3 separate regions of the Homo sapiens genome follow, and all the other regions are linked to region 1. The links are chromatin loops, found by intact Hi-C in ENCODE. Cell type or tissue: natural killer cell. All regions are shown on one strand. Region 1 has its middle 100 kb from the start of CAPN13. Region 2 has its middle 19 kb from the start of YPEL5. Region 3 has its middle 56 kb from the start of YPEL5.

Region 1 (8,000 bases):
CTGGTCCTCTGCTATACCTTGCAGTTTCCCTCTAGCACCCTCTACTGACACAGTGTAACATTGCAACAGCTGACGAAAGAGAATTAGTAACAGGGTCCAGCTCCAGTATTACAAAGTAGGGCAAAGAAGAGTGGATTTGCAGTTGACAGGCAATAAATTGACAACAGGCACACCTACTCTGTGCCAAGCCCCATGTTATGCATTTCCAGCACGAATCTCATAATCTCATTGATAATTATTTGAAATAGATATTATAATTCCCATTTTAATGTTGAGAAAACACTAAAAGCTAGGAGAAGTAATCTGAGAAAAATATGCAGCTAGTATACTTTAAAATATGCAACAGGGCTGAGCTGATGTTTCACTGATGGGTGTGTGACTCTAGAGTATGTTTTTCTGGCTGGGCAACGTGACTCCTGCCTGAAATCCCAGCACTTGGGGAGGCCAAGGCAGGCAGATCACCTGAGGTCAGGACTTCAAGACCAGCCTGGCCAACATGATGAAACCCTGTCTCTACTAAAAATACAAAAGTTAGCTGGGCCTGGTGGCGGGCACCTGTAATCCCAGCTACTCGGGAGGCTGAGGCATGAGAATCACTTGAATCCAGGAGGCGGAGGCTGCAGTGAACAGAGATCACACCACTGCACTCCAGCCTGGGCAACAGAGTGAGACTCTGTCTCAGAAAAAAAAAAAAAAGTAAAGAGTATGTGTTTCTACATCAAGCTAGCAGTACCTGTCACTGTAAAGGGTTAAGGACAGTACAATTTTGTTCTCCCTCTCCCAGCCTCTTCTTCTCTATTAAATCACATAAGCCTTCCCAGCATTGGTTCCTGGACTTTGCCTTGGAGAGGCGGTGAGGCAGGTGCCCCGTAGGTGTCCTAAGGGCATGATTCTCAAGCCAGAATCACTGGGAAAGTTGGTGAAAATGCTTTCCTGGGCCTACCTCTGCAGAGTCCAATTTAGTAAATTTAGGGGGACTTAGAATCTGCATTTAATAAACTCCCCAGAGGACTCTAGTATACTGCAAGAGAAGAGCACCAATCTCCACTGGGCTAGGAGTGGAAAGTGAGGAGCTGCCGAGGCTTTGATGGGTGGAGGAGGGGCGTCATGCTAACAAGCTCTCTTGGCCCCAGCGCCCCATGGGAAGGTCAATATTGTACCTGATTTTCCAAATGAAAATCAAATACGGCACACGGATCTGCTTTATGGGTGATAAAGTTGCAATGGCTCTAACAGAGGTGAAATTGATTCATATTTGTCAGGCCGGGAGATGAGAGAACTAGGCTCCAGGACCCCTTGGCCTCTTGCCTGGCAGCCCCTGTAGACATATTTTTGGACAGGAGGTATTTCAGAGTGAGAGCATGCCACAGGTAACTTCACTTAGCTCAGAATGGGAGCCACCAGCTTTTGAGCACCTGTCATGTACAGGAATTAGGCTCCATTGTCTCCAGCCCTTAAACTCCCTTACAAGGATTAATACCAGAATGCTCAGATGAGGAAATGGAGGGTCTTGCCCCAGGCCATGAAGACACAAGGAGCAGAGTGCGGGTTGGTTGTACTCCAAAGCCATGCTCTTTCCATTGGCCCACACAGCTCTGGGAGAGGAAGACAGCTCCTGGCCCAGGCGTGCCTGCTCAAGGGAGAGCCGGCCAGTCCCGAGAGGGGCTAAGCATCTGCTGTCCTGGGCTGGGAAGGGCTGCTTCAGCACTGCCTGCCAGGAGGGCCTAGGAGTCTAGAGATGAGAGTGAGAGAGATTGACAGGAAACCTGGATGGTGCCTTTGTAAGGTACAGTGATCCATCTCAATAATAATTGTGTCACCTCGTCAATATCAAAATATCTCATCAGCTTTCATGAGTCACTGTAGGAATGGCCAGCTGTAAACTCACATCTAGAAAAGGGGAAAACTCAGAAATGTCTCAAGTGCCAGCCTGTTCAGTCCTATAAACTCTTCCATGCCATGCTGTCCATCCAGTGCAATAAGCAGAAAACTCGGTGAGCATGGGCTGACTCCAGGCCAAAACGAGCTCATATGCGTCTGTGACTCCACGAGGCTATGAGCACCTCAAAAGCAGCAGCTCTGCCTTGCCCAGGTTGATCTCCAGGGGCCAGCTTGCGCCTGTTGCCTCGCGAGCCCTCAGTAGGAAGCTGTGTGGCCTGTCCAAAAATATGCCTAAAGGAGCTGCCAGGCAAGAGGCCAGGAGGTCCTGGAGCCTAGTTCTCCCGTTTCCCAGCCTGACAAATATGAATCAATTTTACCTCTGTTGGAGCCACTGGAACTTCATCACCCATTAAGCAGACCCATGTGCCCTATTTGATTTTCATTTGGGAAACCAGGTACAATATTGACATTTCCATGGGGTCCTGGGGCCGAGAGAGCTTGTTAGCATGAAGCCTTTCCTCCACCCATCAAGGCTCCATCCCTGCCACCTACCTCCCAGCTGTTCAACCCTGACCCTAACCTCGGGGCCTAGCTGCTCTCCTCTGTCAAGTGGGCATTTTAAAATACTACCACTTGTCCAAACCCACAGATTGTACGTCACCAAGAGTGAAGAAAAACCTTCGGACTGTGAGTGATCATGCTGTATAGACATAGACTCACTGATTTTATCACATGTGCCACTCTGGTGTGGGATGCTGGCCACGGGGAGGCTGTGCATATGTGGGGGCAGAGGGTATACAGGAACTCTCTGTACTTTCTGCTCAGCCTTGCTGTGAACCTAAAACCGTTTTGAAAAAATCAAGTGTATCTAAAAGGCAGGGAGTTGGGAATACTGCCTCTTGAGGTTGCTGTGAGAATTGAATAAGATAATGTCAATGCACCCAGCGCGGTCTTTGGTGCACAGTGTGGTCCATGGTAGCTGAATGAGGGGCTATCACCCTCCTGAAACCCAGGAGGAGGCTGAGGGCAGTGACAGATGCTCACTTCTAGCACATCTCATCTCCTCCGGGGTGGGGATAGGTGAAAGAACTGAGGACCAGATGATCTTGCTAGTACTCAGGAGATAGGGCAGCAAAGATGACTCAAGAAAGAATAACAGGCCCAGGCCTAGGATCAGCCCCTCCCTCCCTCTCTAGCAGACAGATCTTCTCAGAGCCGACAGATCTTCTCAGAGCCAACAGAAGAAATGGGAGAGGACTTGGCTATTTGGCAAAAGCACAAATCTGGCTGGGCTATGCCCCGGCTCTCAAGTCCTCATCTGCTCCACAATGATCTCACCAGGCACACTGGCCTCTCCTCCCACTGGGTGGACCCTGCAGCCATTATGGGTGCCATTCAGCCGAGCAGGAAGAGAACAGGCTGGTGTCTGCAGACCTGCATTTCAGGCCCCATTCTGTGGCTGTGTGACTTTGAGAACATCTCTCCCTTCTCTGTGCCTCTGTTTCCCCAGGCCAGCTTTTCTCTCTTCCTTCACTGAATATGTCACTGAGTGCTATCCTTGAGCCAGATAATCCCTGAGGGTCCTTTCAATGTGATATGATTTTTTTTGTTTTTGTTTTTGTTTTTGTTTTTTGAGACGGTGTCTCACTCTGTCGCCCAGGCTGGAGTGCACTAGCATGATCTCGGCTCATTGCAAGCTCCGCCTCCCGAGTTCACGCCATTCTCCTGCCTCAGCCTCCTGAGTAACTGGGATTACAGGCGCCCGCTACCATGCCCAGCTAATTTTTTGTATTTTTAGTAGAGATGCGGTTTCACCGTGTTAGCCACGATGGTCTCGATCTCCTGACCTTGTGATCCGCCCGCCTCAGCCTCCCAAAGTGCTGGGATTACAGGCGTGAGCCACCGTGCATGGCTAAAATAATATATTTTAAATGCATTGGAGAAATATAAAACATGCAGACACGAAATATACAGATAAAAATGGAAATGTTTTCTTAATCATGGGAGATGGCACTTTTCCTCCTGAGTTCTGCCTGCGAATCTACATTTCTATAGACTTTGTGAACATGAATGTTTGCTTGGAAAGTGCCTGGATAGCTTTGAAGTCTGCAAGGCTGTGATCTTGCCCTCAGGATCTGGCTGATACTGGTCAATCACCTGCCTCCTTGCAAAAGGAGGGTAGCATGAAGCCGGGACAAACATGGATACTTCCTGGACCACAGCTCTTGAGTTCCCTTGAACTTCCCTCCACAGCCACACCTGTTCTCCCTGCCAGACCCGTCCCCTGGCCCAGAGCCTGTTGAGGAACCAGATCTCTGGGGGAGGCACAGGATGTGGAGGGACATGTATGAGTTTTGGCTTCAAACAGATATAATTTCAATCTTAGCTCTGCCATTGACTTGCTGTGTGACCTTGGGAAGTAACTTACCGTCTCTGAACCTTGTTGCCCTGTATCTATTTAGCAGAGAGAATAAATCTCTCTCTGACAGGGTCGTTGTAAGTATTATATAGAATGACACAGGTCATGTCTCTGGCCACATAAATAGCTGAGCCACTTTATTTAACAAGATAGTTGGAATCTCGTCCTTGGATGAGATAAACCGTATAAAGCGTTAGGTCGTGCCTAGGTAAGAACTTGCCTCTATTGGCTACTATCATCATCATCATGTTGCTCATTTTCATCACCATCTCTATCATTGTATTCCCTTCCCTGTGACCTCCAGGTGGCAGCATGGGGCCATGGAGCCACAGCCCTCCTCCTCAGGCTGTCACTTCAAAACTGTGAGCGGGCAGGACCCTTGGGTGACACTCCTTGGGTGACACTAACCTGAGCTGTCACCATGATAGCCAAGTGAGGAGCACTTAAACACCTTATTTTCATCCTTAGGACCTTCTGCAGGAAACAGTTATCCACATCGTATATGGATGAAAGGTGGGCTCGGGTGGGAGGAGCCACTAGTGGGAGTGGAGCCAGGAATCAAAGCCAGTCTCCACTACCTGCCGGCTGGGGCACCTGCCCACTGCGCTGGAGCCTCCGAGTGGGTTCCAGCATCTCACCTGGCAGGTAGGAAAGTGAGGCCAAGGGGCGAGGGGACTAGCCCCAGGATCGGGCTCCTAGGAAGGGCTCCTTCCCACAGAGCCCAGTCTCCGGGAGTGGCTCGTCAGCCACGGCCCCAGCACTGACTTGAGCCTCAGCCTGGGCTCCCTGGAGGGTCTTGGCAACCTCAGGGAAGCATCCCATGACTTGTCTCTTTCTGCCTTGCCCAGTGGGACCTCTTCTGATCCCCAAGTAATCTTTGCTACCAGGAACCAAAGTGATTTGTGGAAACTTCCTCCAAATCCCCAGCTAATCCTCTTCTTTTAGTGAGGTCCTTTAGCAATCACATTTGCTGCTTGGTGACCTCTAATCCCCTTATTCTCAAAGGTCCCTGGGGAGGCACATGTGCAGATGTGTGTCCCTGCTGGGGCCTCTTGAGCTGGTCCAGGCCAGAGCAGCATGTCTGTGACCACCAGCTTGTCCCACTCAACTTTGATCTGCTTTCCTCCCTCCTAGGGGTCTCACTTTAAAGTTGGCCAGGGAGAGGCCTTAGGTCTGTGCCCAGTGGTCTCTGGATAGGGCTTGCTGGCCATCAGCTGAGAAGCCCCAGTCCCCTGGCGTCTCCATGCTGATTGACTCTCAGAGGGATCCTCATATTTGAAGTTAGGGCCTCAGTTTCCTCCTCTCTTAAACAGGGATAACATTAGTCGTACCTCGAAGGCATGCAATGAGGAGTTACCAAGGTAATATATCCAATGAGGTTAAAGAAATCAGAATCAGTTAGCTATGTTACCTAGAGTATCTACCTGCCACCCCCACCCCTCAAGGACTCCGATCTCACCCGCCTCTAAAGGGGTCACCCCAGGGTACGCAGTTGCTCACAAAGGCTGAGAGATGTGATGGGGGGCAGTTCTTCAGCAAGCCGAGCCCACTGTGGGCTTTGCAGGTTCTGGGGACTCCCTGTCCCTCAACAATTCTGACTGGGAAGGGGTCCAAGAACCTGGAGCTGTAAGAAGGTGCGCTGAACAGAGGAGAGATTCGAGATATGGCTACACAGGGCCAGGGAGGCAGGAGCTGGGGAGGGGTGGCATCTGCCTCCCAGCCAGAACAGAGAGGGTGGTCCCAGCAGTGCCCAGGCAGTGGGGGAAGCCACAGCCTCAGGCGGGTGGCAGGGGAGAAGCAGAGGGGCTGGGTAAGGTAACTCTGTAAACTGGGGTAATTTATTTAATCTTTGAGCACAGTTACAGTATATATTTTGTGACCCACAAATCAGCAGGGTTCCCACTGCCCCCAAGAATGAGATAAGATTGGCTCTAGCACCCTGTGAGAGTTCAAGTTCAGGTCCCTCTCGGGGATTTATGCCGGTGCCCTGGCCTCCTGCCCCTGAGCTCTCTCCTCCTCCCCTCCGAACTCTGTAGCTGCTCTCTTATCTCTTCCTAGGTGTTGGCCTGATCATGAAATCCTTTTTCCTTTCCTACGGCCATGCTACACTGGGAAAAAAATGAAAACAAAACTCACCCTCTCCAGGATAGATGGTTCCAGGCCTTTTCTGGGATCATGCTTTGCTTAGGCCAAAGCTCAGGACCTCATCCTGGTCATCGAGGAGCTGCCCCTCCTAGGGACACACAAGCACATCCTTCTCCAGCTGCACTGTGAGATTACGTCCCAGAGACGGTTACCTGAGTGTGTGTCCTGGCAGCTTGTGTGTCAGATACACAAGGCCATGGCTTCAATTTCCTCAGAAATGTGTCATAATGAATGTGACCGACATCTTTCTCCTCTCTCAGCCTAGAAATCCTCAGCACTCTATTCCCTGGAGTTCCTCTAAGGAAACTGACATGCAAGGAGGCAAGGAATGGGGTCTTTCTCCCTAATCAGCTATCAAAAGTGATTTAAAAATGCATTGCCTTCAATCAATAATTTTCTATTTAAATATAACAGAAACATTTTGCTCACAATAAAACTTTATGCGGGAACTCCAATACATATTTAAAAAGTGAAAACAGAACTGCTTGGCTGAATCTGGGAGAGGCAGAGGGAATGATAATGCCTGCTCCTGGGCTTGTCTCTCCCAAACCCCATGGGAATCTCTGAGGCATTCTGGGCTCTGGAGAACAGAAAGAGAAATAAAAACTGTATCTTTAGCCAATGTAAAGTCATCCGGCTCAACTCTTATTAAGATAAATGTAAATTAAAACTGCACAGAGATACTATTTTTGCCCTACCAGATTGGCAAAGATCCAAAAGTTTGGGAATGTTCTATTTTGGCAAAGGTATAGGAAACGGGCACTCCTATGCATTTTAGGGGAGACTCTAAATTAGTGTAGTGCCTGGAAAGGGCAATATGGCAATATTCATAATACAAATGCACATACCCTTAGGCCTAGAAATTTCATGAGCAAGAATTTATGCTACAGATTATCTCTGCAGATAAGGGAAGTAAGCTTATAGTACTGATTGTTAACAGTGTCAAAGGCAGTAAACAACCTAAATATCCATCAATGGGCAGTTAAATAAATAGTATGTGATTAAACTAATGTTGTACCCATACTGTGGAATATTATAGAGTTATGAAAATTAGAAAATTCTTTGTGTTGATCAGGAAAGGTCTTCGAAACATATTGCTAAGTGAATTTAAAAAACAAGAAAACAGAACAGCATGCAAAGTATGCTACCATTTAGTGTAAAAATAATTGGGGAGAGGACACGGAGGTATTTTCTTGTAATTGCACAAGATATTTCTGAGAGGATAATAAGAAACAAGTAACACTGGCTTCCTAGAACCAGGTGGCCAGAGAATAGGGATGGGATGGAGACGTTTATTGCATACTCTTTTGAATTTTGAACCACGTAATTGTGCATCCTATTCAAGACTTAAATTTAAAAATGTATAAGAACAAACAACAAAAAGAAAATCATTGCATGAGATAAAACAAAGGTGTATGTTATTCTTCTGCTTTAACTATACATAGAATAATCTGTACTCTCAAAGAATCCAAAAAGTAAAAATACAAATAACATTTTTAAAGATTACCTAACAAGTAAGCTCCAAGACTCTTAAACTCCAAAGCTGTGGATTTCT
Region 2 (8,000 bases), 540 kb after region 1:
AAATAAACAGAAATAAAAGAGAAGGGAGAAAGAAAAATAAATTACCAGATGAGGAAAGAAGGGAAAAGAAAGGACAAAAAAACAACAACAGAAGGCCGGGTGTGGTGGCTCATGCCTGTAATCCCAGCACTTTGGGAGGAGGCCAAGGCTGGAGGATCACTTGAGCCCAGGAGTTCGAGACCAGCCTAGTCAACATAGGGAGACCCTATCTCTGCAAAAGTTTAAAAAAGAAAACAAAAAGAAAGAAAGAAAAATAAAAAAACAGAGCGAGCACATGGGGTCTGATTGGCCCTCCCAGGTGTAGGCTTGGGACCTTCTCCATATGTGGCAAGGGAGCCCACCAGGTTGGGGGAGCAGGAAACCCAGTGGAGAGCTTGAAGCCTCCTCTGACTCCAGCTCGCATATTCTTCCCCATGCCCTTGCCTTTCTGGGTCACTAGTCTGGGGAATTAGGGAGAAGAAAAGACACTCCAGCATGTATCTGGCCAGAAGAAAAATGTAGCTTCAGAGAAAATGCGGTGGCAGCAAGGTGAGTTGCCTCCTGGATAACACAGGGAAACCCAATTCAGAGGATAATTGCTAGAGTATCAGAGAGCTGATTAATTGATTAAATAGAAGACAAAATCGGCTGGGTTAGGTGGCTCACGCCTGTAATCTCAGTGCTTTGAGAGGCCAAGGCAGGAGGATCACTTGAGTCCAGGATTTCAAGACCAGCCTGGGCAACATAGAGAGACCCGTATCTCTACAAAAAAATTAAAAAGGAGACAAAATAGGAAAGCATGATTAATGGCTTCACCACTGTGCTTCTCTTTGCAGTTTGGTTCCCAAAGCAAATGGCTTCATTGGCAGGGTTAACGTTGATTATCACTGGCCACTGATGAATCAATGTCTGTTTGCCCTTGTGTATAAATTAGTCAATTCTCACTTTTCCCATGAGGGTATTGAGTGAGAGAAACCATCTGGAGGAGCTGCTAATTTGAAGTAAGTATAAAGAGTTATGAGACTTGGAGGCAGGAAGACCTGGATTTGAGTCCTAGTTCTGCCAGCAGCTAAAGATCAGGAACACCACAGCCACCCCATGGCTTCCAGTGGTCTCATGATCAGCTTTCAGTGGGCTGCTGCTCCTGAAAGCTGACCAGCCTCCTAGAGGCCAGTCTCTAGCAGGAGGGTTGAGCAGAAAAATCATTTTTTTCCTGCCTCCTGCCTTTCCCTGTTCCAGTAAGGTCTCACAATTGCCAACTGGCTTTCTAAAAAATATATTTGACCATTTCACTCTTCTACGTATAATCCTTCTATGGCTTCCATCACCGACAGCAGCAAATTCAAATTCCTGAGCATGGCAGGTCAGGCCCTTTGCAGTGTGCCCCCTCACTACCTTGTTAGTTTTGTCTTCTATCAGTTCCTGTGTACCTTGTTACTCTGGGCTTTTTCTTATGCTGTTAGCTCTTACTGAAACCACTTCTCCTTCTGCTTGCTTGGCACTCTGTTTCACCCTTCAGCTTCATCATCCATGTATCCATCCATCCATCCATCCATCCATCCATCCATCAGCCATCTAATTATCCACTCATCCAACCACCCACAAAACTCATCCTGCACTTATTTTAAAACTCTGTTTCAGTGCTTACCAAGCTTGTCTGCACACTGGAATCACCTGGTGAGGTTTGAAAAATGCTGATGGCGTGTTCCACCTTCAAAGATTGTGACTTAATTAGCCTGAAGTGGCCTGGCTTTGGAATTTTTTAAAGATACCTAGGTGAATCTAATGTGTAGACAAGTATTGAAGCTCTTGAAGACTTAGAGATAAAAGTTGGTTGAGACTAGAAATTTAGCATAGAAGGAGAAGTAGACCAGTAAATAATTGTACAACCATGTACACAAGTGCTATGAAAGGGGTAAGCCAGAGTTTCTCAGGAAGGGACACTGATGGGCATGAGAGATGGGTGGCCGGAGGAGTTGAGTCTTCGAGGACAAGTAGGAGAATTCCAGGGAAAGCAGGAAGTAGACATCCGAGTCAGAAGAAAGACCGAATGCAGCAGAGCAAGCTGGAGAGAGCGTGCCACTTTCGGGATGAACGAGGACTTGGCGTGACTGAAGCTTTGAGGGCAACGAACCTATGGAGGCAGATGGGGCCTCACAGGGCAGGGAGGGAAAAGCCAGTGAAGGCAGGTGTCATGGCTGTGACTGGTCCAACTATGCAGCTGTGAGGTAGGGGAGGTAAGGCAGTTGGTGGACTAGGAAGGAAGATGGTAGCAACTGGTGGTTAGGCCTTCCCTTCTCCAGAGAAGCCGTCCTCACATTTTCTCCACCCACATGCTCCTCCTCACGACAGAGATCCTGTGCATCTTTGTTCTTCTGGCCCACAGCTCTGTGCCTGGGAGAGCATAAATGCTCATGCCTCATCTCGCATGGTGAGGTAGGAAAAGCACAGGACAAAGAGCTTCAAAGGCAGACCAACTAGACTTAAGATCAATTCCATTCCTTTAAAATAGTGTGCTGTTGGATGAGTCAGCCATATGCTCTGAACTCGGTTTTCTCTATAAGAAAATGGAGATGATGCCAAGCTCATAAGCTTATTTTGAGGATTAGAAAAAGAGGTATGTCGGTGGTTCTGAAAGTGTGCTCTCTGGACTGGCAGCACCAGCATCATCTACTAGTTAGAAATGCAGGTTCTCAGGCCCCACCCAGCCCTGAGGAATCAGAATCTCTGGGAGTGCAGCCAGCAGGCTGTTCTAACACACCTTGTGGGTGAGGCTTATGCATGCTCAAATTGGAGAAACACTGATATATGTCAACTACTTCATCCTTGCTTGCTTTTCTAGAAGCCTAGCTACTCTTGAAAAGTGGAAAGAAACAACTGGCACCTCGCTCTGGGATCTGTACCAGTCCCTCCTTTTGTTTTCCTTCCCAAGTCTGGTTATGGCAGATGTGGGGCTTAGATGGTCAGGCTTGGAAATCAGGCATCTAAAAGGGAGTTCCACATCAGCTGTCTGTGCGCACACACACGCTTGACCTCTAAGTAAAACTGTGTGACCTTAACCTCTGAGCATCCATTTTCATCTATAAATGGGAGTGATGATAGTTATGGGCCAGTCATTGGTCTAAGCACTTTACATCTATTATCTCATTTTAGCCTCACAACAACCCTATGAAGGTAGTACTATTATTAACCCTGTTTTAGAGATGAGGGAACAGAGGTACAGAAAGGTGAAGAAACTTGCCTCAGGGCGTAGTGATCATGTGTGAAAGCTGGGATTCACGCACAGGCACTCCGGTTACAGGGTCCCCACTCTTTGCCAGTTTGCCTCACCAGGTTTTGAAAATATTACTACATTTGTAAGACGTTTAGCATACTCTGCTGTGCTTTGTTAAGGTGAAATGTCTCACCCTGGGTAGTCATGTCTCTGCTCCTCACAATGAGAACTTGGCTTAGTCACTTCACTTCTCCTGGCCTTAGGTTCCAAATGTTTAAAATGGGAGGTTAGACTAAATTAAAGAATATAAACTGAAGCCCCTAAGGCCCAAAGAATAAACTGTATTTGGCTAGAATTTTCTCTTAAATTGAAAGTGACCATCTTTAAGGGGTACATGCTCTTCCCTGCTCACCCCGTTAGCCCTGATTTCAGCTGTCTACCATAGGCCCACTTCTTGAGTGACCTGGCACCTGGAGGCATTTAAGTTGGAGATCACTGACACTGATCACAACCAATGGCTAAACCTGAGGTCCTACGGATTTACTATTCTTTGAATTTCACCTCCCTTCCTCCCTGCAATCCATCGTCATGCTTTACCTGGGATGTTTCTTGTGCAAAGGCAGCTCTGAGCCTTGACTCCTTGCCTCTCACTGTTACAGAAGCCCTCTGCTTGGCCTGGCTGCCAGAGGTGTCAGTGTTCCTATTGGCGTATGCCCCAAAATTGCTGATTTATATTTGTTTCTGCAAGGGAGACAGATAAAGCTTGTTTTAGGGTGTATAGTTAAGCCAATTTCAGAATCTCTTACACATGGAAATAGATTTATTTTCACTTAATCTGAAAGGCTTCCTTGTTTCTAATGCAGACATTAAGCAATTGCTGGAAGAGGAAAGACCTTTTATTCTGCTTCATGAGTTCATGCACCCCTACGCTGAATACCTTTCATTTCCTGCAGCAGGAATGCATTCAGTAATTTTACTGGCTTTGCAAATATCCTTCATCTGGCCGCTGGGAAACAGGTGCCAGGTGTTGTTCTATTACTATACTGCCTGACACACATAACAGGCACTCAAGCACTGCTGAATGGAGAAATGAACGGGAAAATTCTTTGCAGCAACTGGAGCCTACACTACCGGTTAAGTAACACTGAACCTCATTCAAGTTATTGTAATATATATCATTTTTAGAATTCCATACAGCTTATAAAGTCCTCACACATGTTCTCTAGAAATTATTTTTCATATTTTAAAGTCGAGGAAATGGAGCTTCCAGAGGTTAACTTCAAAGTCACACTGTGACATTTAATTTTCTGAGGCCTCAGGTTACCATTACCAAATTAAAAGCCAATATTAAAACATAGTTTTCGACAAAAAACATTTTTGAAGTTGTATAAGCTAAAGCTTTAGATACTAAAACAAACATTGCAGAAAAAAAATCATGTATCACAAAGAGGAAACAGTACTATTGCATCGCACTTGATAGTCTGCAAAGCATTTTCTCCATAATTCGATTCTGCCCAATGATGTCGTGCCATTGCAGTAAGACGGTCCCTTGCATCAGCTCCTGGTACTGCACCCTAGAGGACGAACAGCAACAAGAACTGACTGCCCCAACGTTTCTCTTTTCCAAAAGATAGGTTTGACTGGTGGTTGAGTGGAATTTCTTGCACACTCATGCCACCTACTGGTACTTTTCTGGTAGCAAAGCTTCCAGCTGATTTTTTTTTTTTTTTAATTAAAAACATTTTTTCAGTGTAAACTTTAGCAGGATCATTTGAATGTTTTACTCATTAGCCCATTTCTTAAAAATACCGTCCCCTCAAACTTTGAAACTCGCTTCCTGTTGCTGCCCTAAGGAGCCTTCTCTAACACAGAACCTGACTCACTTGAAAGGGACTGAAATATTTTATTCCTTTTGGCATATTGACAAGCTTCAGAAACGCCTCTGAACACCTTGCATTGGGCTGGGATCCTGGGGGAAGGGAGATGGGTTACGTGGGAAGAGATTACACTCGTGGAATTTTCTGGAGTTCACAGTAATGTCTCCACTTTGCCCAGTATTTCCTGGGAGGGCTCCAGGTAGAGTGGGATAGTTGAGAAGGTGGTGGCCAGCTCCTTCCATGGCAGTTTAACTGCTGGAAAAGAGGGAAATTCTAAGTGAATTCCAAGGAGTGGCGGAAGCCAACCTCCTCTCCTGGGTCGGGGGCATACCAGGGGATTTCTCAAACTGCACCAGTCCCTGAAAACCTCTGGTCTATCCTCAAGGACACAAATATCACCTGCAAAGCTGGGCTTTCAAATTAGCTTTGGATACAGGTTTTTAAAATTACTATATGGACTTTGTCTTTGTATTTTGCTTTAAATCCAGGAGGAAGAGATAACTTGTTCATCTGTAGGGCACATCAGAAGAAGTATATAAACCATTTATCTCACCACCTTAGGATTCTTTAAAAACTGGACGAACTTCATTCTAGCAGTAGTATGCAATAAGCTGAGACCAACACAGGAGAAAATGAGTCAGTTGCTGTTAGTGAAAGCTCTGGCAGGTTCTCAAAGTTAGCTTGTCTGCGGGGGGAAATGGTGGCTTTTTAATTACCATTGATATTATATTCAATGAGCTTTTTACCTTTTTTCTCTTCTGCTCCATGGTAGGAGAAAAATAGCAGCTTTGAAGATTTTTGAAAGCCATGTAAAATTATATTATAGAAGATTATGAAAAATTCCTTATAATGAAAAGTCAAGATAGTAACATTTAGTAAACTGCAGATTTCAAATCCTCATTTGCTGAAAGGTTTATCAGTACATGTTAAATCCAGAAAGGATTTAAAGAACTTTGAAAGCATTCTGGTCATTCTATAATTTAGAACAAATTAGGTTAAATTGTGAAGAGTTGTTCAGGATTACTGAAAAAAGTAATTACTCCAGATATATGCATACTGCTTATCAACAGGTTTTTATGTTCTATATTTCACTATGTTCTGACAAGATTTAAGACAAGGCTTGTTTTTACAATTCACACTTGAGAGAACTAAGATTCAGAGGTTAACTGACTTCCCAAAGTCACACAGCTAAAGTTAGTCAGCATTGATGTTTTTTTTGTTTGTTTGTTTGTTTTTTGAGATGGAGTCTTGCACTGTCGCCCAGGCTGGAGTGCAGTGGTATAATTTCGGCTCACTGCAACCTCTGCCTCCTGGGTTCAAGTGATTCTCCTATCTCAGCCTCCCGAGTAGCTGGGATTACAGGTGCTCGCCACCACGCACAGCTAATTTTTTGTATTTTTAGTAGAGATAGAGTTTCACCATGTTGGCCAGGCTGGTCTTGAACTCCTCACCTTGTCATCTGCCCGCCTCGGCCTCCCAAAGTGCTGGGATCATAGGCGTGAGCCACTGTGCCCGGCCGAAGATATGTCTTTATATTTTACATGTAGCAGTCTTCCCAGAAACTAGATGCCTCTTTCCCAGGGACTCTTCTGCTCCTTAAAGCCAGTTTATCTAATTGGTGTATTAATCCATTTTAAGACACTTTTTAAAGCAGATGGAAAGCCATATTAATCTGTTTTTTTTTTTCTTACCCATACTTCTTAGCCTATCAGCCTCTTGTGACATAGGCTTTTATCAGGTGGTAACATACCACAACTGTATTTTCAATAACCCTTTGAATAATGATTCTCATGTATTAGCAGATGTTTTGTAGCAGCAAGGTTGTATGAGGTGCCCATGAAAATGGGGCTCTCTTAACTATAGCACTGGCCATGACACGGGTAATGGGCATACATGGTGGGTGACTATCGGGGTCATCATAAAGCCAGTCCCACATGGCTTGCACATGAAGTATATTAGCTGCTTTATCTTGGGTGTTCTGCTTGGCATTTATAGGGGAAGTTGGACAGTCCCCATTCTCAGGGTAAACAGATCTTACAGTGGCTTTTTAAATCCAGTCCCCCAGACTAGCTGTTCCTCAAGAATAACCTCCTATGTGTCTGGATCATGTTTAGCCATCTGCAATCTTTCAATAGTGAGCTGTGGGTCCTCCATCAACCCAAACATTTCTTCCATTCTGCAGCATTTAAAACAAAAGATACTGCCCCTAAATTACTCTCATAGTCCATTTTAGTAAAGGTTCCTCAGGAAACTAATGATATGGATCTATGAAATGTAACAAATCCTTGTACATTATACCTTCTGGTTTCAAGTTACTTGGTTTTGCCTTTCCCCGACATTGACTACCTTCTTGGTAACCACAGATCTGAGAGGTATTTTGTTGTTGCTGCTTAACTTTGCCCTTGTGGGTAGCTCTGAGGCTAGTGGCTGAAGCTCAGCCTGAAACCTAAGCTTGGTGCAGCATCAAAGTTGGACCCAGCACTCTGTTTCATTTTAGCTATTATAGATAATAACCAAGGGATTGTAGAGTTCACTTTTCTTATTAGCTTGCATTTCCTTATGCATCCAGTCAATCACCTCTCTACGAGTTGGATCTATCTCTAAATTTTACTGGTAGTAACTGAGTGCAGCTGCAGCTCTATACCATGGGTGGCCATGTGGCCACCCAGGAATCAAAGGTTTCTGACCCATCACATTTCCATCATTTTTCTTGTCCACCTTTCTAAGCCAGGGCCCTTCTAGCAAATCCCACCTGTCTGATAGCAATCGGTAATCAACTTGACCTGCAGCCCCTTTCCCCTCCCGGGAGGTTGCTCTGTGAGGCTGAAAGCACCTCACCTTTAATCATGCCTGTATCTTTCCCGTGACCAGCTCTACCCTGGCTATCAGTCAATATTAGCATACAAAAAGATAATCATTTGAAAATTCCA
Region 3 (8,000 bases), 620 kb after region 1:
TTTTAAAATACAGTATAACAGCTATTTACATTGCATTTACAGTGTATTAAGTGTTGTAAATAACCTAGAGATGATTTAAAGTACAGGGAAGGGTGTACATAGATTATATGTAAATAGTATGCTATTTTATGTAAGGAACTTGAGCATACAAGGATTTTGGTATACTCAGGGGGTCCTGAAAGTAATATCCCCCACAGGGATGACTATATATCCTTGTCTACCCTTTTACTTTCAAACTGTCTAGATGGTCATATTTGAAGTATTTTCTGGTAGACAGAATGCTGATTTTATTTTTTTTTTAATTTTTTTTTTTTAATTTTTTAAACTAGAGATGAGGTCTTGCTATGTTGCCCAGCCTGGTCTCAAACTCCTGGGCTCAAGTGATCCTCCTGCCTTAGCCTTTCAAACTGTTGGTATTAGAAGTGTGAGCTACCACAGCTGGCCAACAGCATACTGTTGAGTAATGGGTTTAATCCCTCTGCCAAGCTCTATTTTTTTTTTGATATTATATGTACCAGGTACAAAGCGATGTTATAATAAATGTATAGAGTGTGAAATGAGTGACTCAAGCTAATTAATATATCAATCACCATAAATACATTTTATTTGTTCCTCCTGTCTAACTACAACTTTGTACTCTTTGATCAACATGTCCCCAATTTCTGTCTTTTAATTGGTGTATTTAGACCATTTACACTGAGTGTGATTGTTGATACAATACAGCTTAAATTTGCCATTTTGTTTTATTTTTTCTCTTTGCTTCCTGTCTTTAATTTATTGGTTTCCTTTTTTCTCCCTTCCTGTGATTTTCTTGAACATTTTTTAGAATTCCATTTTGTTTTATCTGCTTTTATAGTGGTTGGTCCAGGTATTATGTTATATATACATAATTTATCATTATCTATTGTTGTCAACATTTTACCAGTTCAAGTGAAGTATAGAACCCTTAACTCTCCTTACGTTCCTTTACCCTCTCTCTCCCACTTATAATGTTGTCTTAACTCTTTCTTCTAGATATGCTTAGAAAAACATCAGACAATTTTTGCTTCAACCATTAAATATAACTTAGACAACTCAAGAGGAGAAGGAAAGTCTATTGAATTTACCACTGTGTTTGCTCTTTCTGTTGTTCTTTTTGCCATTGTGATGTTTTAAATTCCTTTTAAAACAAAAACACTGCCTTTAAAATTTTTTTAAAAGAACTTCCTTTAGGCTGGGCACCATGGCTCATGTCTGTAATTCCAGCACTTTCGGAGGCTGAGGTGGGAGGATTGCTTGAGCCTAGGAGTTCAAGACCAGCCTGGGCAAGATAGTGAGACCCCATCTCTACAAAAAATAAAAATGAGCCAGGCATGGCAGTGTGCACCTGTGGTCCCAGTTACTTGAGAGGCTGAGGTGGGAATATCACTTGAACCCTGGAAGTCAAGGCTGCAGGAGCTGTGATCATGCCAGTCAGTGAACTCCAGTCTGGGTGACAGAGTAAGACCCTGTCTCCCCACCTCCCCACCCCCCTCCCAAAAAAAGACCTGGCCTGCTAGCAAGAAATTCCCTTAGTTTTCTTTTATCTGAGAGTGTCTTGATTTCTCCTTCATTCCTAAAGGGTATTTTCTCTAGATATGGAATTCTGAGTTGACAGTTGTTTTCTTTCGACACATGAAAAATGCCGTAACAGTTTTCCTTCTGGCCTCTTGGTTTCTTTTGTGAAATCTGTTGTCACTTGCATTTTTTTCCCCGATACCTGTCACTTCTCTCTTGCTGCTGTTCAAGATGTTTTTTCTTTGTCTTTACTTTTCACAAGTTCAAATATGACGTGCCTTGTTGTGGATTTCTTTTGATTATTATTTGGGGTTTACAAAACTTGAATCTGTGAGTTATATCTTTTGTCAAATTTGGGAAATTTTCAATCATTATTTCTTTGAGTACTTTTTCAGTCCAGTTCTCTTTCTCCTCCCCTTCTGGAACTCTGATGAAACAAATATTAGCTCTTTTGTTATAGTATTATGTTTTCATTAAGCTCTTTTTCTTTTTGTATTTAAAAATTTTAATTATGAATTCAGTGCCCCAATGGTGCTTAGAGGCTAAAAGGTAGACTCTGCCCCGACTTCTGTGGGATACTGGCCAAGTGACCATTTCTCTCTGATGCTAATGTCCCATGTCAATGAAAAGAGCCAAACTCTATTACATATTTGAAGGGATCTATTCTGAGCCAAATATGAGTGACCATGGCCCACAGCACAGTCTCAACGGGTCCTAAGAGCATGTGCTCAAGGTGGCTGGGTCACAGCTTTGTTTTATACAGTTTAGGAAGACATTAGACATTAGTCAGTACATGTGAGGTATACATTGGTTCATTCCAGAAAGGCAGGACAACTCCAAGTGGGTGGGGATTGGTGGAGGATGTTGGGGAGGACTTAGAGGTCATAGGTAGATTCAAAGATTTTCTGATTGGCAATTGACTGAAAGAATTAAGTTATTATCTAAAAACCTGGGATCAATAGAAAGGAGTGTCTGGATTAAGATAAGGGGTTGAGGAGACCAAGGTTCTTATTATGTAGGTGAAGTCTCCTACATGGTCACCCTTAGAGACAGCAGATGGCAAATTTTTTTTTTTTTTTTTTTTTGGAGACAGAGTCTCACTCTGTCATCCAGGGTGGAGTGCAGTGGCACAATCTCAGCTCACTGCAAGCTCCACTTCCCAGGTTCACGCCATTCTCCTGCCTCAGCCTCCCGAGTAGCTGGGACTACAGGCGCCCACTACCACGCCCAGCTAATTTTTATTTTTGTATTTTTAGTAGAGATGGGGTTTCACCGTGTTAGCCAGGATGGTCTTGATCTCCTGACCTCGTGATCCTCCCACCTCGGCCTCCCAAAGTGCTGGGATTACAGGCATGAGCCACTGCGCCTGGCCGATGGCAAATGTTTCTTACCTTTAAAAGGTTCTAGACTTTCAGTTAATTTCTTTAGAATTGGGAGGGCCTGGAAACGGAGCGATCTAGTTATATTAACAGAAATTCTTTACAGATGCAAATTTCCCCCCCACAAAAAGATGGCTTTGCAGAGCCATTTCAAAATATGGCAAAGAAACATATTTTGGGGTAAAATATTTTGATTTCTTTCTTTATCTGTTGTGTTATGTTATGCCAGAATCAGGTTTGAAAGTAAGCCATGTTGTAAATAGGGTTAAATAAAACCCATCTGATGAGATTTTATGGTTTGTAGCCCCAGGGTACTTAGACAGGAATTTTGGCAAGAGAGAAAAAGGTCGGAGTTTACATGCCCTAACCTGGGAATTAGGATCCACTGATGGAAGAAATGCAGGCTCTGCAAACAGAACATCCTTTTCTTTCCTTCTTGCTTCCCTTTGCCATTGACTCTGGCCCTGTCCCTTATTATTTGCCCCTTCCCTTTGATGTTCCTTTTCTTCTTATCCAATTTTCATACTTTTTCCCCCTTTTTTCTTGTTTTTCTGGCTTTACCTGTAGGAACAAAGTGTCAGATAAGCCTCAGAGATGGCATCTTTTTGTCCTCAGGGAGTGATGGGAATTTAAAAGGAAGCATTTCTGTTGGGATACTTATGTGTGTTCTTCCCAGTGTATTTCAGGGTGCGTCTTTCCTTGCAGATTTTTTTTTCTTTTTTTTTTTTTTTTTTTTTTTTTTTTTTTTTTTTTTTTTTGAGACAGGGTCTCACTCTGTCACCCAGGCTGGGATGCAGTGGTGTGATCTTGGCTCACTGCAACCTCCGCCTTCCCGGATTAAAGCGATTCTCCTATCTCAGCCTCCCGAGTAGCTGGGGTTACAGGTGTGTGCCACCAAGCCTGGCTAATTTTTGTATTTTTAGTAGAGATGGGGTTTCGTCATGTTGGTCAGGGTGGTCTCGAACTCTCAGCCTCATGCGATCTGCCCGCCTCAGCCTCCCAAAGTGCTGGGATTACTGGCGTGAGCCACCGCGCCTGGTCTCCTTGCAGATTCTTAAATGAGGTGGAGGGAGAGGGTGTTTTACAGGTAACTCTGTTGAATATTGCCACCTTGTGGAGTGAGTGGGAAATGCAGATAAGACAAGGAGACTCAAGGACAGAGGGATGTTTGAAAATACGGTAAAGAGGTCCCCTGAGTAAATGGCCCTTCCTGGATGATGAATTTCTTTTCTTGATGTTGTATAATCATTTTAACCAGTTTGTGATGCTGACTGATGTGCATCCTTTGGAAGGAGAGTGCTGTGAGAAGCATGGAAAGTAGACTTTGGAGTTCTAGAGAATTAGGATTGAACCTCAGCTGAGCTTGGTAGGAGCTGTGTGAACTTGAGAAAGTCACCTAACATCTCTGAGCCTCCAGGGTAATTCTGAGAAGGGCCAGTATGGAGAAGATGCCCTGGAAATGTTAATTTCCTTCCTCCAGTGATGAAGGAAGGAGGACCCACGTGTGAGGGCTTCCATCTGGGTCTGGGAGGTGTGGCTGCAAGTGGACGCATTGAGTCAGGGGAGGAGGGAAACTGATATTTACTGAGGTGTATAAAGTACCAGGTGCTGTGCTATGTACTTACATGATTTCCTTTGGCCTTCCTGACACTGTGCAAAAGGTACTGTTATCTTCACTTTATAGGTGGTAAAATGGATGCTTGGGGATGTTGAGCAGCATATCATGCAGCTGGTCAGCAGTGAATGTGGCAAACCAGGTTACGAACTCAGTTCCGCCTTTTACTTTTGGTTTTATTTTTTTCCCTGTGTCACATTCATCTGATTAGTGTTAGCAAAATAGTGCAGTGTTCTGTTGAATTCGTCCTGGTTTCCTTCTAGGTTATCCCAGGGCATCCGTTTTAGAGGCTGCTAAGGGTGAAGGTGAAGGGCGAATAGTGTGGCTCCTGCCTATCAGGTTCCACTTTTTTCTCCACTGTCCACTGGGAGGGTGAAGTAGGGGCTGTCTTCAGAGATGTGAGTACTGGGGTGAAGTGGGAAGACTGGGGCCTGAGAAGCTAGGCTGAGCTGAATGGAGAAGCTGGAAAGGGTGAGAGCCTGAGGGAAGCTTGTCTGACTAGGGAAGGCTTTTTGGGGATATTCCTGGGGATCTGTAGAGGAATGCTTCTGTGTGAGGGGTGGCCTGGGAGATACTGGTAACCTAAAAATGTTGGGAGTACTGTGATCTAGGTGGTTAGGAGACTTTAACTGTGCTGGGGGATTTTGGAACCACAGTTGTCCTTGACTATGGTCAGTTGACTGTATATTTGGGGACATCACACTGGCTGGGGAGACCTGGGGAAAACTCTTAGGTTGGAGGATGGGTTGGTTACAGGGGCATTGGTGGAGCAAGAATAGTTGGGGGAGTGGAAGGAGCAGGAGTCAGAAGAGAAACACAGACTATCTCTTATATCTGGGTGTTACTTGCTAGTTTAAGAATGTTCTTTTGCATGCATCATTTGAACTATCAGGTAACCATCCACGTGCTCTGAGTTTACTATGAGCCTGACTCTGCAAGGCACAGGGATTCAAATAAGGAAGGAGATGGACACATTCTGTTCTCCTAGAACTTGTAGCTGTCATTACAACTATGTGAAGTGGGCAGATCAAGTATTATTGCATTTTCCAGATGGAAAAACAATGGCTCAGTGAGGTTAGGTGACTTGCCTGCTAGTGTATGGCCAGCTGGGAACTCAATGTAGATTTATTGGTCAGGGAACCAGGGCTCCTGTTACTGCCCAGTGGGTTCTTCTTGCCCACTGCCTAGACAGAGCTGATTTATGAAGACAGGGGCATTGCAGTAGAGAAAGAGTTTAATGCATGAAGAGCTGGCTAAATGGGAGAATGGAGTTTTATTATTCAAATCAGCCTCCCTGAAAATTCAGAGGCTAGGGTTTTTTTGTTTGTTTGTTTGTTTGTTTTGAGACGGAGTTTCGCTCTTGTTGCCCAGGCTGGAGTGCAATGGCACGATCTTGGCTCACTGCAACCTCTGCCTCCTGGGTTCAAGCGATTCTCCTGCCTCAGCCTCCCAAGTATCTGGAATTACAGGCATGCATCACCATGCCTGGCTAATTTTTTGTATTTTTAGTAGAGATGGGGCTTCTCCATGTTGGCCAGGCTGATCTCGAACTCCCAACGTCAGGTGATCCGCCCGCCTCGGCCTCCCAAAGTGCTGGGATTACAGGTGTCAGCCACCATGACCGGCCGAGGCTAGGGTTATTTTAAAGACAGTTTGGCAGGCAGGGGACTAGGGAATGGTGAATACTGATTGGTTGGGTTGGAGATGAAATAAAAGGGAGCTGAGTCAGTTCCTGGGTGGGGGGCACAAGACCAGATGAGCCAGTTTACTGGCCTAGGTGATACCAGCTGGTCCATCAGAATGTAGGGTCTAAAAAATACCCCAAACATGAATCTTAGGTTTTACAATAGTAGTGTTATCCATAGGAACAACTGGGGAGGTTAGGAATCTTGTGACCTCTGGCTGAATGACTCCTGAGCCATAATTTCTAATCTTGTGGCTAATTTGTTAGTTTTACAAAGGCAGTCTGGTCCCCAAGCAAGGAGGAATTTTGTTTTGGGGAGGGGCCGTTAACATCTTTGTTTGAAAGTTAAACTATAAACTAAATCCCTCCCAAAGTTAGTTCAGCCTACACCCAGGAATGGACAAGGACAGCTTGGAGGTTGGAAGCAAGATGGAGTCAGTTAGGTCAGATTTCTTTCACCATCATAATTTTCCTATGTCAGATTTTTTGTCACTGTCATGATTTTTGCAAAGGTGGTTTCACTCCTTCTGGCACTTCATGCAGACTCTAACAGCATTTGGATCTGTTGTGAGTTTCATAGTGGAAATATTCTTAGTTCAGAGACAGTTGCAAGGGGCTCCTCCTGCAGTGTGTGTTAACACCATGGATCCACGTCCTCTCACAGCCTGGGGGATGAGCAGTGGACCGTGGCTGGGAGAAGTGGATGCGAGTGAGTCCCTTCTGATCCTTTGCTGAATTCCCTTCCATCACATTCGAACAGCCTTTCTGCAATGCCCCACGGTCCTGCAAATAAACCAGCTGCTCTTTGTTGTTCCTCTCTTTATGTATGAGCGATGATTTTCTGAAGCTGGTAGTTTGGTACAGTAATGGATTGATTGAAATCATCAAGAGGAAAATAACTAATTCATTTACTGAAATTATAATTACAAAATTACCTGTATATTTACATGTAACTCAAACATAAACATAGTCGACCTTAGCCAACTCCTTAACCTTAGCAGGCTCCTGTGCCTTTCGCTTCTGCTGCCATTCCTTATACATTTTCATCAGCTTCTTACCATGCTGTCAGTTTTCATTGTTGCCATTGACTCTGCCACTAACTCGGCATTCCCTGGACCTCAGTTCCTTATCTCTAAATGCTGAAAGTGGACTAAATGGTCTGTGAAAGCCCTTCTGGTTTGAATATCGATGCACATATGCCTCTGTGATATACCTGTTGACTTAGTTTGTGTCTCCCCTGCAGCAAACTCTGAGAGAAGAATTTGAATGCAAGTATTTTATTTGGGAGGTGATCGGGAAGTACCCATAGAGGAGTGAGGAGGTGAAACAGGAATGGGAAGGAAGATAATACAGAATTAATTATCAAGCAAGCTGCTACTGTGGGCAACTGGAGCTTAGAATAGCGTGGGGAAAGGAGGGAGCAGGAGTCAGAAAAGAAACACAGACTATCTCTTAAATCTGGGTGGTACTTGCTAGTTTAAAAATGTTGGTCAGGGACCAGTGCTCCTGTGGGAGCCCAATAGGTTCTTCTTGCCCACTGCCCAGATAGAGCTTATTTATGAAGACAGGGGAATTGCAGTTGTCCTGCTGGGGGATTCTGGGAGACAGTGTAGACACACCACAGAGTTATTTCTATCAAGGGGTGAGGAAGTTGGGGTATTTTTCCCCTGGCCCCCCCATCTGTCCCTGGCTGGAGGGCACTTCTGGGGCATTCCCTTCGGGTGTTTCTGATGTTCACTGGGGAGATGAGCAGGCTCCTAGGGTCAGGGAAAAATCTCAAGCAGAG

The links. Hi-C counts contacts between places; a loop is a spot of excess contacts. Peaks named below come from ENCODE experiments on the same cell type or tissue, not always from the same donor. Only the 100,000 strongest peaks of a DNase experiment are listed, where the experiment ranks them.
Region 2: a loop joins it to region 1, with 15 times the contacts of the local background. A loop is called at or near these places in 94 of 110 quality-filtered maps.
Region 3: it touches region 1 in a loop (15-fold over the local background); 23 of 110 quality-filtered maps call a loop at or near these places.

Annotation. Positions count from the first base shown.
Region 1 is chr2:30,703,800-30,711,799 of GRCh38, reverse strand. No RefSeq gene overlaps it. Among named protein-coding and RNA genes, the nearest start is that of CAPN13, 100 kb to the left of the region's middle. In natural killer cell, CTCF peaks have their summits at 24 and 4,602 (motif pointing right); DNase peaks (open chromatin) are centred at 19 and 4,619.
Region 2 is chr2:30,162,018-30,170,017 of GRCh38, reverse strand. No RefSeq gene overlaps it. Among named protein-coding and RNA genes, the nearest start is that of YPEL5, 19 kb to the right of the region's middle. In natural killer cell, a CTCF peak has its summit at 4,860 (motif pointing left); a DNase peak (open chromatin) is centred at 4,817.
Region 3 is chr2:30,087,043-30,095,042 of GRCh38, reverse strand. No RefSeq gene overlaps it. Among named protein-coding and RNA genes, the nearest start is that of YPEL5, 56 kb to the left of the region's middle. In natural killer cell, CTCF peaks have their summits at 3,811 and 4,018 (motif pointing left); a DNase peak (open chromatin) is centred at 4,022.